2 separate regions of the Homo sapiens genome follow, and region 1 is linked to region 2. A link is an interaction called in ENCODE POLR2A ChIA-PET data of the cell type or tissue named here. Cell type or tissue: Caco-2. All regions are shown on one strand. Links, peaks and the distances in the headings refer to the core of each region. The heading gives the core; the rest is flanking DNA.

Region 1 (5,001 bases), core at 2,502-5,001, 460 kb after region 2:
TACCCAGCCTGAGTATAGGTTTCTGATAAATTTTAGGATCATATTGTTTGGACTGGGTAAGAATTTCCAGAACTCTAATGAAGAAACTGACTGGTTTATATTTTATTTTATTTTATTTTATTATTTTTGAGATGGATTTTCACTCTTGTTGCCCAAGCTGGATTGCAGTGGCACGATCTTGGCTCACCACAACCTCCGCCTCCCGGTTTCAAGTGATTCTCCTGCCTCAGCCTCCCCAGGAGCTGGGATTACAGGCACCCACCACCATGCTCGGCTATTTTTTTTTTTATTTTTTTATTTTTAGTAGAGACGGGGTTTCACCATGTTGGCCAGGCTGGTCTCGAACTCCTGACCTCAGGTGATCCACCTGCCTTGGCCTCCCAAAGCGCTGGGATTACAGGCATGAGCCACTGTGCAAGGCCTAGGCTGGTTTATAAAATTGCTAAACCAAGCAGAACATGAATTAAATACCAAGGAAATACTCTCCTAGATTGTCATGTTACATCAGCCAATACTAAAATTGTCAAGATACACAATTTGAATGAACTCCATGGTCCAAGTCGAATTATCTATGATATTACCCATCTAATAAACAGCACTATGTCCCTTAATGGGAGAAAAAGTTGGAGAATTTAAGAGAATATCAATCCAATGTTGGTTGGGTGCAGTGAATCATGTCTATATTCCCAGCACTTTGGGAGGCCAAGGCAGGAGGATCACTTGAGCCCAGGAATTCAAGGCCAGCCTCGGCAACACGGTGAGATCCTGTCTCTACGGAAAATTAAAAAAAAAAAAAGAGAGAGATTAGTGGGATGTGGTGCCTATAGTCCCAGCTACTTGGGAGGCTGAGGCGGGAGGATCATTTAAGCCTGGGACGTTGAGGTTGCAGTGAACCATGAGTGAGACTCATCTCAAAAAAAAAAAAAAAATGGCGATCACTAGAGGAAAAAAAAACTAAAGTGGGGTTTGCGGGTAGTGGGAGGGCCCTTCCTGCTAGGTTGCACTATGATCTCCAGGGAGGCTCCACGGGAGAATCATTTCCTTGTCTTTTTCAGTTTCTAGAGCCAAATTCTTTGCATACCTTGCATTCCTTGGCTCGGAACCCCTTCCCTAACCTTCAAAGCTGGCAGCTAGCCTCTGGCTCAAGTGTCACATGGCCTGTCTCTGTCTTCCTATCCAATCTTCCTCTTATAAGAACATTGGAGCCAGGCATGGTGGCTGACGCCTGTAATCCCAGCACTTTGGGAGACCGAGGCAGGCGGATCACAAGGTCAGGAGTTCGAGACCAGCCTGGCCAACACAGTGAAACCCCGTCTCTACTAAAAAAATACAAAAAAGTAGCCGGGCATGGTGGCAGGTGCCTGTAATCCCAGCTACTTGAGAGGCTGAGGCAGGAGAATCGCTTGAACCTGGGAGGCAGAGGTTGCAGTGAGACGAGATCGTGCCACTGCACTCCAGCCTGGGTGACAATGCAAGACTCCATCTCAAAAAAAAAAAAAAAAAAAGAACACTGGAGACCAGGTTTAGGGCTCACTCAGATACTCCAGGATTATTGTCTCATTTTCAGATCCTCAAGGTCAGCACAACTGCAACCTCCCTTTTACCATATAAGGTCACATTCACAGATTATGAATTTGACAAACCAAAAATTGGTCATAAACTATGTTAGCAATTTGGAAACAGTCATCATAGCAATATATTTCATTTGAATCATTATCTCTCTCATGATGAATCACGGAGTGCAGAGGTTTGGTTTTATTTATTATTTTTCTTTTTCTTTTTTTTTGAGACGGAGTCTCGCTCTGTCACCCAGGATGGAGTGCAGTGGCGCGATCTCAGCTCACTGCAACCTCCACCTCCTGGGTTCAAGCAATTCTCCTGCCTCAGCCTCCTGAGTAGCTGAGATTACAGACGCCCACCACCACGCCCGGCTAATTTTTTGTATTTTTAGTAGAGATGGGGTTTCACCATCTTGGCCAGGCTGGTCTTGAACTCCTGACCTCATGATCCACCTGCCTGGGCCTCCCAAAGTGTTGGGATTACAGGCGTGAGCTATGGCTCCTGGTCTTTATTTATTTTTCATTTTTAAAAATTATTTTGAGGCCAGGCGCGGCGGCTCACGCCTGTAATCCCAGCACTTTGGGAGGCCGAGGCAGGCGGATCATGACGTCAGGAGATCAAGACCATCTTGGCTAACACAGTGAAACTCCATCTCTACTAAAAATACAAAAAATTAGCCGGACGCCATGGCGGGAGCCTGTAGCCCCAGCTACTCGGGAGGCTGAGGCAGGAGAATGGCATGAACCCAGGAGGCGGAGCTTGCAGTGAGCCGAGATAGTGCCAATGCAGTCCGGCCTGGGCGAAACAGCGAGACTCCGTCGCAAAAAAAAAAAAATAATAATAAATAATAAATAAAAATAAAAATAAAATAAAAAAATAAAAATAATAAAATAAATAAAAATTATTTTGAGACAAAGTCTATTCTGTGGCAGAGGCTGGAATGCAGTGGCGTGATCACAGCTTACTGCAGCTTCTACCTCCTGAGCTCAAGCGATCCTTCCACCTTGGCTTCCTGAGTAGCTGGGACCTCAGGTGTACATTACCACGCTCAGCTAATTATTTATTTATTTATTATATTTTTGTGACGGAGTTTCGCTCTTGTTGCCCGGGCTGGAGTGCAATGGTGCTATCTCAGCTCACTGCAACCTCTGCCTCCTGGATTCCAGTGATTCTCCTGTCTCAGCTTCCTGAGTAGCTGGGATTACAGGTACATGCCATCACGCCCAGCTAATTTTTGTATTTTTAGTAGAGACGGGGTTTCATCATATTGGTCAGGCTGGTCTCGAACTCCTGACCTCAGGTGATCCACCTGCCTTGGCCTCCCAAAGTGCTGGGATTACAGGCGTGAGGCACCACGCCCGGCAATTTTTTTTTTCTTTTTTTTTTTTCAGACAGAGTCTTGCTCTGTCACCCAGGCTGGAGTGCAGTAGCGTGATCTCGGTTTACTGCAACCTCCATCTCCCGGGTTCAAGCGATTCTCCTTTCTCAGCCTCCCAAGTAGCTGGGACTACAGGTGCACACCACCACGGCGGGCTAATTTTTGTATTTTTAGTAGACACCAGGTTTCACCATATTGGTCAGACTGGTCTCAAACTCCTGACCTCAGGTGATCCATCTGCCTCAGCCTCCCAAATTGCTGGGATTACAAGCGTGAGCCACACACCTGGCTTAATTTTTTTATTTTTGATCGACACAGGGTCTCCCTATGTTGTCCAAGCTGGCAGAGATTTTTGTTTGTTTGTTTGAGAGGGAATTTTGCTCTTGTAGCCCAGGCTGGAGTACAATGGTGCAATCTTGGCTCACCACAACTTCCGCCTCCCGGGTTTAACAGATTCTCCTGCCTCAGCCTCCCAAGTAGCTGGAACTACAGGCACCTACCACCACACCAGGCTAATTTTTGTGCTTTTTAGTAGAGATGAGGTTTCACCATGTTGGCCAGGCTGGTCTTAAACTCCTGGCCTCCAGTGATCCACCCGCCTTGACCTCCCAAAGTGCTGAAATTACAGGCGTGAGCCACCGCGCCTGGCCTCTCAACCTACAATTTCAACACCCAAGGAAACAGCCCACCATGAGTGAGAACCAGCAGACACAACAAACTATAGGATTAGCTGCCTCCAAACTTCAGGTGATAGAATTATCAGGCATGTACTTGAAACTAAAGGACACAAAAGAAGAATCCGAAATATAAAATAAAGGATTGGACTTGTGTGAAAAGAATCCCTTAGAAAGGGCTACTTTCAGGCTGGCCATGGTGGCTAATGGCCTGTAATCCCAGCACTTTGGAAGGCCGAGGTGTGTGGATCACCTGAGGTCAAGAGTTCAAGACCAGCCTGGCCAACATGGTGAAACCCCGTCTCTACTGAAAATACAAAAATTAGCCAGGTGGGGTGGCAGATGCCTGTAATCCCAGCTACTCGGGAGGCTGAGGCAGGAGAATCGCTTGAACTCAGGAGGCAGAGGTTGCAGTGAGCTGAGATTGCGCTATCGTGCCCCAGCCTGGGCACTAGAGTGAGATCAAAAAAAAAAAAAAAAAAAGAAGAAGAAGAAGAAAGGGCTACTTTCAGACTGCCTTGCCAAAAATCATAACCACAATGATGAGCATGTATTGAGTCAAAACAGAATCAAAAGAGAAGAAAGTCAATTTCTGTGCAAACTACTTTTATTTATAAGGAAAGTTTCTCTATTTTGTTTATAAACATTAAACCAGTGCTGTGTGAAGGCACTTAATTGGGGAGAGGTGGGGCAGGGATCCTGGTAGAGACCAATGTTTCCCACCCAGACCCCAAGACTGCTGGGAGAGATGGTGTCAGCAGTGACTCCCAGGAATATCCAGTGGTGTGGTGGCCCATCCCAGGCCCGGCTGGGCAGGTGGCTGGCTTGCTGGGGGATGTGATGATGGTGGTAGGCATGGGAGGCACTTTGGACGGGATCTGATTTGGCAAAAGGAAGTGGTTTCCTGTCCCCAGTGATTTCCAGCCCTTCCCAGACCTCCCAAGGCTAAGGCAGATTACTAAATTTAAGGCTGGGGCCCTCCTTCTTCCCTGGACTTCCAGGAGAACAGAGAACCGGTGGCAAGGACCACCACCAGCAGGGTGAGGGGTGCAGATAAAGGCAGCAAAAAACAGAGGGAGAGGTCTGGAGGGAAGGCAGGAATGCTTGTTTCTGTCAGCCTCAGAAACCTCCTTCTATCCTGCTAGACTTTACTCCTTTGAGGCTTCACCCTGGGGAACAGCTGGGGAGAGACAGGATCTTCAGACATCAGGAGCTCCCACCTCCTCATCCCACATGCAAATCCGCTGCCTGTCTCTATCCTCCCACCCCTTCCTAAGGGGACCTCTCAGCACCTCCCAAACTGCTCCAGAATCCAAGTTCTGTGTCACCTCCAAGAACCAGATGGAACCTTCCAATCAGAGCCTCCACTGATGAAATGGAATATTTCCA
Region 2 (7,768 bases), core at 2,843-5,342:
CCACATACACATGAGAAACAACCCTATGTAATTAAGATTTCTTTCTTTTTTTTTTTTTTTTTAAGAGATGGAGTCACCCAGGCTGGAGTGCAGTTGCACAATCTCCATTCACTGCAGCCTTGCAACCTCCACCACCTGAGTTCAAGGGATTCTCCTGCCTCAGCCTCCTGAGTAGCTGGGATTATAGGCATGTGCCACCACGCCCAGCTAATTTTTTTGTATTTTTAGTAGAGACGGAATTTCCCCATGTTGGCCAGGCTGGTCTCAAACTCCTGGCCTTAAATGATCCACCCGTCCTGGCCTCCCAAAGTGCTGGGATTACAGGTGTGAGCCACCGCACCCAGCTTAAGATTTCATAAGAAAAATATTTGTAAGCCACATATCTAATAACCGGTTAATATTCAGGCTGGGTGAAGTGGCTCATGCCTGTAATCCCAGCACTTTGGGAAGACAAGGCGGGCGGATTACCTGAAGTCAAAAGTTTGAGACCTGCCTGGCCAACATGGTGAAACCCTGTCTCTACTAAAAATACAAAAAAATTAGCCGGGTGGGGTGGCACATGCCTGTAATCCCAGCTGCTTGGGAGGCTGAGGCAAGAGAATCCCTTGAACCCAGGAGTCGAAGGTTGCAGTGAGCCAAGATGGCGCCACTGCCCTCCAGCCTGGGAGACAGAGTGGGACTCCATCTCAAAAAAAAAAAAAATTCAAAATGTATAATATACAATCCTAGTTGGGACATCAAACACTGCAGCCACTGTGGAAAACAGTATGGGGTTTCCTCAAAACATTAAAGATAGAACTCTCAAATGATCCTTCAATCCCACTTCTGGGTATTTATTCAAAAGAATTGAAATCAGGACCTTGAAGAGATACCTGCCCTCCCATGTTCACTGCAGGTCTGCTCAATACCCAAGATATGGAAACAACCTAAATGTTTATCAACAGATGAATGGGTCAAGGAAATGTGGTCTCTACATGTAATGGAATGTAACGCATCCTTAAAAAGGAAACCCTAAGGCCGGGCTCTGTGGCTCACACATGTTTTTTTTTTTAAATTTTATTTATTTATTTATTTATTTATTTATTTTTTATTGATCATTCTTGGGTGTTTCTCACAGAGGGGGATTTGGCAGGGTCATAGGACAATAGTGGAGGGAAGGTCAGCAGATAAACAAGTGAACAAAGGTCTCTGGTTTTCCTAGGCAGAGGACCCTGAGGCCTTCCGCAGTGTTTGTGTCCCTGGGTACTTGAGATTAGGGAGTGGTGACGACTCTTAACGAGCATGCTGCCTTCAAGCATCTGTTTAACAAAGCACATCTTGCACCACCCTTAATCCATTTAACCCTGAGTGGACACAGCACATGTTTCAGAGAGCACAGGGTTGGGGGTAAGATCACAGATCAACAGGATCCCAAGGCAGAAGAATTTTTCTTAGTATAGAACAAAATGAAAAGTCTCCCATGTCTACTTCTTTCTACACAGACACGGCAACCATCCGATTTCTCAATCTTTTCCCCAACTTTTCCCCCCTTTCTATTCCACAAAGCCGCGATTGTCATCCTGGCCGGTTCTCAATGAGCTGTTGGGCACACCTCCCAGACAGGGTGGTGGCCGGGCAGAGGGGCTCCTCACTTCCCAGTAGGGGCGGCCGGGCAGAGGCGCCCCTCACCTCCCGGACGGGGTGGCTGCCGGGCGGAGAGGCTCCTCACTTCTCAGACAGGGCGGTTGCCAGGCAGAGGGTCTCCTCACTTCTCAGACGGGGTGGCCGGGCAGAGACGCTCCTCACCTCCCAGACGGGGTCGCGGCCGGGCAGAGGCGCTCCTCACATCCCAGACGGGGCGGCGGGGCAGAGGCGCTCCCCACATCTCAGACGATGTGCGGCCGGGAAGAGGCGCTCCTCACTTCCTAGATGGGATGGCGGCCGGACGGAGACGCTCCTCACTTCCCAGACTGGGCAGCCAGGCAGAGGGGCTCCTCACATCCCAGACGATGTGGCTCACGCATGTTATCCCAGCACTTTCGGAGGTCAAGGCAGGAGGATCACTTGAGGCCAGGAGTTGGAGACCATCTTGGCCAACATGGTGAAACCCCGTCTCTACTAAAAATACAAAAAATTAGCCAGGCGTGCGCCTGTAATCCCAGCTACTCAGTAGGCTGAGGCATGAGAATCGCTTGAACCCAGGAGGTGGAGGCTGCAGTGAGCCGAGATCATGCCACTGCACTCCAGCCGGGGCATCAGAGCAAGACTCAATCTCAAAACATAAAAGGAAATCCTGAAACTGGGCACAGTGGCTTATGCGTGTAATCCCAGCACTTTGGAAGGCTGAGGTGGGAGGATCACTTGAGGTCAGGAGTTCGAGACCAGCCTGGGTAACATGGTGAGACACCATCTCTACCAAAAAAAGAAGAAAGAGAATAAATAAATGTATAAATATTACTCCCTGGGGTTAATGCATCCCCTTCTCCCCCAAATCAACCCTCCAAACTCCTATACTCTCCTGTCTTCTCACTCAGCAGCCTGTTAGAACTCAAGTCAGATTTTTTGTTTTTTGTTTTTTGAGACGGAGTCTCACTCTATTGCCCAGCCTGTGCAGTGGCACCATCTCAGCTCACTGCAACCTCTGCCTCCCAGGTTGAACCGATTTTCCTGCTCAGTCTCCCAAGTAGCTGGGACTACAGGCGTGTGTGTGCCACCACACCCAGCTAATTTTTGTATTTGTAGTAGAGACGGGGTTTCACCATGTTGCCCAGGTTGGTCTCGAACTCCTGAGCTCTAGCAATTAGCCCTCCTTGGCCTCCCAAAGTGCTGGGGTTACAGGCATGAGCCACCATGGCCGGCCTCAAGTCAGATTATGCTCTTCCTCTGCTCAGAACTCTCCTGATTCTCTCAGAGTAAACCCAGAAGCACTTACCAAGGCCTACAAACGGGACACTATGCCGTCCACGATCGCCTCCTCCCTGTCTCTCTCTCCATCACTCACAAGCAACTCTTTGCTATTCCTCCAATGTACTGGGCAGGTTCCCATCTCAGGGCCCTTGCAGTTACTGTTCCTCTTGCCTGGAATGTTCTTCCCCAGGGGTCCAGATATCTGCCTGGCTCCCTCCTCACTTCCTCCAGTTCTCTTCCAAAATCATCCCCTGCCAGACGTGGTGGCACACGCCTGTAATCCTAACTCTTTGAGATGCCAAGGTGGGAGGATTGCTTCAGCTCAGGAGTTCAAGATCAGCCTGGGCAATAGCAAGACCCCATCCGTTCTAAAAATAAAAATAAATAAAAAATAAAAAATAAAAATTAGCTGAGCATGGTAGTGGACACCTTGGGGTTCCAGCCACGTGGCAGGCTGAGGTAGGAGGATGGCTTTGAATCAGGGAGGTTGAGGCTGCAGTGAGCCATGTTCTGAATTAGATACTGGTGATGATCGTGCAACCTTCCCAATATAGGAAAAACCACTGAACAGTACATTTTCAAAGGGTAAATTTAGCCGGACACGGTGGCTCATGTCTGTAATCCCAGCACTTTTGGAGTCCGAGGCGGGCAGATCACCTGAGGCTGGGAGTTCAAGACCAGCCTGACCAACATGGAGAAACCCCGTCTCTACTAAAAATACAAAAAATTAGCCAGGTATGGTGGCGCATGCCTGTAATCCCAGCTACTCCAGAGGTTGAGGCAGGAGAATTGCTTGAACCCGGGAGGCAGAGGTTGTGGTGAGCCGACATCACACCATCGTACTCCAGCCTGGGCAACAAGAGCGAAACTCCGTCTCAAAAAAAAAAAAAATAATTAAGAAATTAGCCAGGCGTGGTGGTGGGTGCCTGTAGTCTCAGCTACTTGGGAGGCTGAGGCATGAGAATCGCTTAAACCCGGCGGGTGGAGGCTACAGTGAGCCTAGATTCCACCACCGCACTCCAGCCTGGGCAACTGAGTGAGACTCCACCTCAAAAAAATAAATAAAAGGGTAAATTTTATGGAATGTGAATCATAATTCAATTTTTCAACATGCGTTAGGAGGGACATTTCAAACTCTTTTTTACCCTAGACTTTCCTACCATCACCCAGAGTATCCAGCCAGGAGGGGAGGGGCTAGAGACACCAGAAGTTTAGCAGGGAGGAGGGCGTAGGGATTCGGGGAATGAAGGGATGGGATTCAGACTAGGGCCAGGACCCAGGGATGGAGAGAAAGAGATGAGAGTGGTTTGGGGGCTTGGTGACTTAGAGAACAGAGCTGCAGGCTCAGAGGCACACAGGAGTTTCTGGGCTCACCCTGCCCCCTTCCAACCCCTCAGTTCCCATCCTCCAGCAGCTGTTTGTGTGCTGCCTCTGAAGTCCACACTGAACAAACTTCAGCCTACTCATGTCCCTAAAATGGGCAAACATTGCAAGCAGCAAACAGCAAACACACAGCCCTCCCTGCCTGCTGACCTTGGAGCTGGGGCAGAGGTCAGAGACCTCTCTGGGCCCATGCCACCTCCAACATCCACTCGACCCCTTGGAATTTCGGTGGAGAGGAGCAGAGGTTGTCCTGGCGTGGTTTAGGTAGTGTGAGAGGGTCCGGGTTCAAAACCACTTGCTGGGTGGGGAGTCGTCAGTAAGTGGCTATGCCCCGACCCCGAAGCCTGTTTCCCCATCTGTACAATGGAAATGATAAAGACGCCCATCTGATAGGGTTTTTGTGGCAAATAAACATTTGGTTTTTTTGTTTTGTTTTGTTTTGTTTTTTGAGATGGAGGTTTGCTCTGTCGCCCAGGCTGGAGTGCAGTGACACAATCTCATCTCACCACAACCTTCCCCTGCCTCAGCCTCCCAAGTAGCTGGGATTACAAGCATGTGCCACCACACCTGGCTAATTTTCTATTTTTAGTAGAGACGGGTTTCTCCATGTTGGTCAGCCTCAGCCTCCCAAGTAACTGGGATTACAGGCCTGTGCCACCACACCCGGCTAATTTTTTCTATTTTTGACAGGGACGGGGTTTCACCATGTTGGTCAGGCTGGTCTAGAACTCCTGACCTCAAATGATCCACCCACCTAGGCCTCCCAAAGTGCACAGATTACAGGCGTGGGCCACCGCACCTGGCCAAATTTTTAATTTTTTTCTAGAGATAGGGTCTTACTGTGTTGCCCAGGCTGGTGTCAAACTCCTGGGCTCAAGCAGATCCTCCTGCCTCAGCTTCCCAAAGTGGTGGGATTATAGGTGTGAGCCACTGCGCCCAGTCAGTAGCCCCCTCTTTGCCCCTCACTGAGCCCTACTGGATGTTCTTGGTTGTGTGACAGTTTCCCCATCTATTAAACAGAAACCCCTATAGCAGAGGGGAGGATGAGGTTGGAAAATCAGGAGCATTGTTATTCTATTCTTGTGGGATCGGGGAAGCAGACATCTGGGTGGATGTTTGGGGAATGCTGGGCTCAGTTGAGGAAGTAGGGGGGCCCCTGGGGCTTACAGGGACTGGAAGCTCTGAGCTGGCCAGAGGGATGTTGCAATCCTGCCAGGGTCTTGTCTATGCTGTCCCTTTCACAACCATCCCCCTACCGCCAGGCTGACACGTGGTTGTGGGGGCACAAGGCCAGCCGAACTAGAGTCTGAGGCTGGGCTGAGGACACCCTCCCCATCAGCTGCCAGGGTCACTGGCGGTCAAAGGCAGCTGGTGGGGAAGGAATTGGACTCCAGCCCTGGGGGACGGATGTGGTGATGGTGGGAAGCAGGCTTGGTGCCAGGAGGGGCATCAGAGGGTGAATAAGAGCAGATAGAGTGTTTGGGGGAGGTAGCCAGCCAAAGGGGGTGAGGCCCGGTGGAAGGGAAGAAGGGGCATACACTCAGAGCTTTGCAGCTGAAGGTTTTAATTTTTTGAGATGGGGTCTCACTCTGTCTCACCAGGCTGGAGTGCAGTGGCGCAATCACAGCTCACTGCAGCCTCGAACTCCTGGGCTCAAGCAATCTTCCTACCTCAGCCTCTTGAATAGCTGGGACTACAGGTGTGCGCCACCACGCTCAGCTAATTTTTGAACTTTTTTGTAGAGATGAGGTCTCCCTATATTGCCCAGGCTGGTCTCTTAACTCCTGGGCTCAAGTGATCCTCCTTCCTCAGCTTCCCAAAGCGCTGGGATTACAGGCATGAGCCACCATGCCTGGCCAATGCAGGTGAGGTTTTTAGTGTCCAGCTAAGGCGACCCCTTCCCTTTGCAAAAAAGGGAGACTGAAAATCATCAAGTTAAGAGCCCAGAGAATATCAGGGTGGTCTGGGATGTTTCAAGGGCTGGTCTGAAAGAAATTGGAGGTGGCACGCAGGGCAGGGTTGCGGGGCCAACTGGGAGGCCCCAGCAACATAAAGGAAAAGTTGTTGGGGCTGAGGAGGCTTGCTGAGAGAGGGGAAGTGAGGGAAAGAGGTGATCTAGGGACACGGTGTGAATGAGGGGGGGATGAGATCACAGGGTTATTACTGGGAGACCCCTGAGGGAAGATGGCCACAGGGACAGGACGAGGCTGTCCTCTGAGTGGGGAAAGGAGCTATGGTAGTCTGAGGACCCCCCAGAGTCAGGGAGATTGGGAGGTGAGGGTGCTGAATGGTAAAGGGCTTCGGAGCTAAGGGAAATGGTCAGGACCCCACCTGACCCCAACGCCCACGGGCCAGGGGCAGAGGAGAAAAACCTGGGTGGGCAGAAGGAGGCAATCTTCCAGGGGAAGGCTCAGGAGGAGGGAGATCAACATCAACCTGCCCCGCCCCCTCCCCAGCCTGATAAAGGTCCTGCGGGCAGGACAGGACCTCCCAACCAAGCCCTCCAGCAAGGATTCAGGTTGTTGAGTGCTTGGGAGGGACACCCGCCTCCACTCTGCAAGAACTCATAAAGGGAGATGAGGGGATCGTGGGAGGGAGGGAGGAGGGTGCCACTGATCCCCTGAACCCCTGCCTCCGCCTCCAGGGTGCCCCTCCGGCCTCGCCATGAGGCTCTTCCTGTCGCTCCCGGTCCTGGTGGTGGTTCTGTCGATCGTCTTGGAAGGTAAAAGTGGGATGGGAGAATTGCGGAGTTGGAGATTTGGAAGAGTGAAGGTGGCTACAGGCCTGGGGTCCCGGCTTAGAGGACCTCTGAGAGCTCTGGGGCCCCTTCTTGGTCGTGGTTGCCCCATTGTGGTCGAGTGGGTCTCCAGGTTCGCCCAGGCTCAGTCCGGCAGGCGCCAAATCTGCCCAGGAGAGCCCTAGTAACCGATGACGTATGGATCTCCACACCTCTGGGATTGGCTGTCCTCCTTTTATAGCCTTGAAAGTGGGTGATGGGGCGATGGGCTGTGGGAGGAGGTCAGTGCTGAGTAAGGCAATTCCCAGCGGCTTGAGCCCCACGCGGTCACTTCAGTATCCTCCCCATTCTAACCACATGATCCCCAAGGATCTCCTTATCTATCCCCGGGATCCCACCCCAAGGGGGTTCCAATAACAAATTTTTGGTGGGGCGTGGCGGCTAATGCCTGTAATCCCAGCACTTTGGGAGGCCGAGGCGGGCAGATCACTTGAGGTCAGGAGTTCGAAACCAGCCTGGCCTACATGGTGAAACCCCATCTCTACTAAAAATACAAAACAGCCAGGCGTTGTGGTGCGCGCTTGGCTACTTGGGAGGCTGAGACAGGAGAACTGCTTGAACCTAGGAGGCGGAGGTTGCAGTAAGCCGAGATCGCACCATTTGACACAGCAAGTCTCCGTCTCAAAACTACAACAACAACAACAACAACAACCAAATTTTGCACCCCTGCCTCATCTTCCTGGCAGGCCCAGCCCCAGCCTA

Evidence for each region. ChIA-PET counts read pairs that join two places held together with the same protein. Peaks named below come from ENCODE experiments on the same cell type or tissue, not always from the same donor. Only the 100,000 strongest peaks of a DNase experiment are listed, where the experiment ranks them.
Region 1: POLR2A ChIA-PET joins it to region 2 with 8 read pairs; 2 of 35 experiments call an interaction of 5 or more read pairs at or near these places.

The regions. Positions count from the first base shown.
Region 1 is chr19:45,375,437-45,380,437 of GRCh38, forward strand. It overlaps PPP1R13L (protein phosphatase 1 regulatory subunit 13 like), which reads right to left. Exons shown (of 13, transcript NM_006663.4): 13 at 4,202-4,792. The coding sequence ends at 4,754. Among named protein-coding and RNA genes, the nearest start is that of ERCC2, 7.4 kb to the left of the region's middle. RefSeq lists enhancers at 1-742, 743-1,581. In Caco-2, for the core only: no CTCF peak of the experiment used is centred there; no DNase peak of the experiment used is centred there.
Region 2 is chr19:44,920,043-44,927,810 of GRCh38, forward strand. It overlaps the pseudogene APOC1P1. Among named protein-coding and RNA genes, the nearest start is that of APOC1, 9.3 kb to the left of the region's middle. RefSeq lists an enhancer at 7,300-7,768. In Caco-2, for the core only: no CTCF peak of the experiment used is centred there; a DNase peak (open chromatin) is centred at 4,353.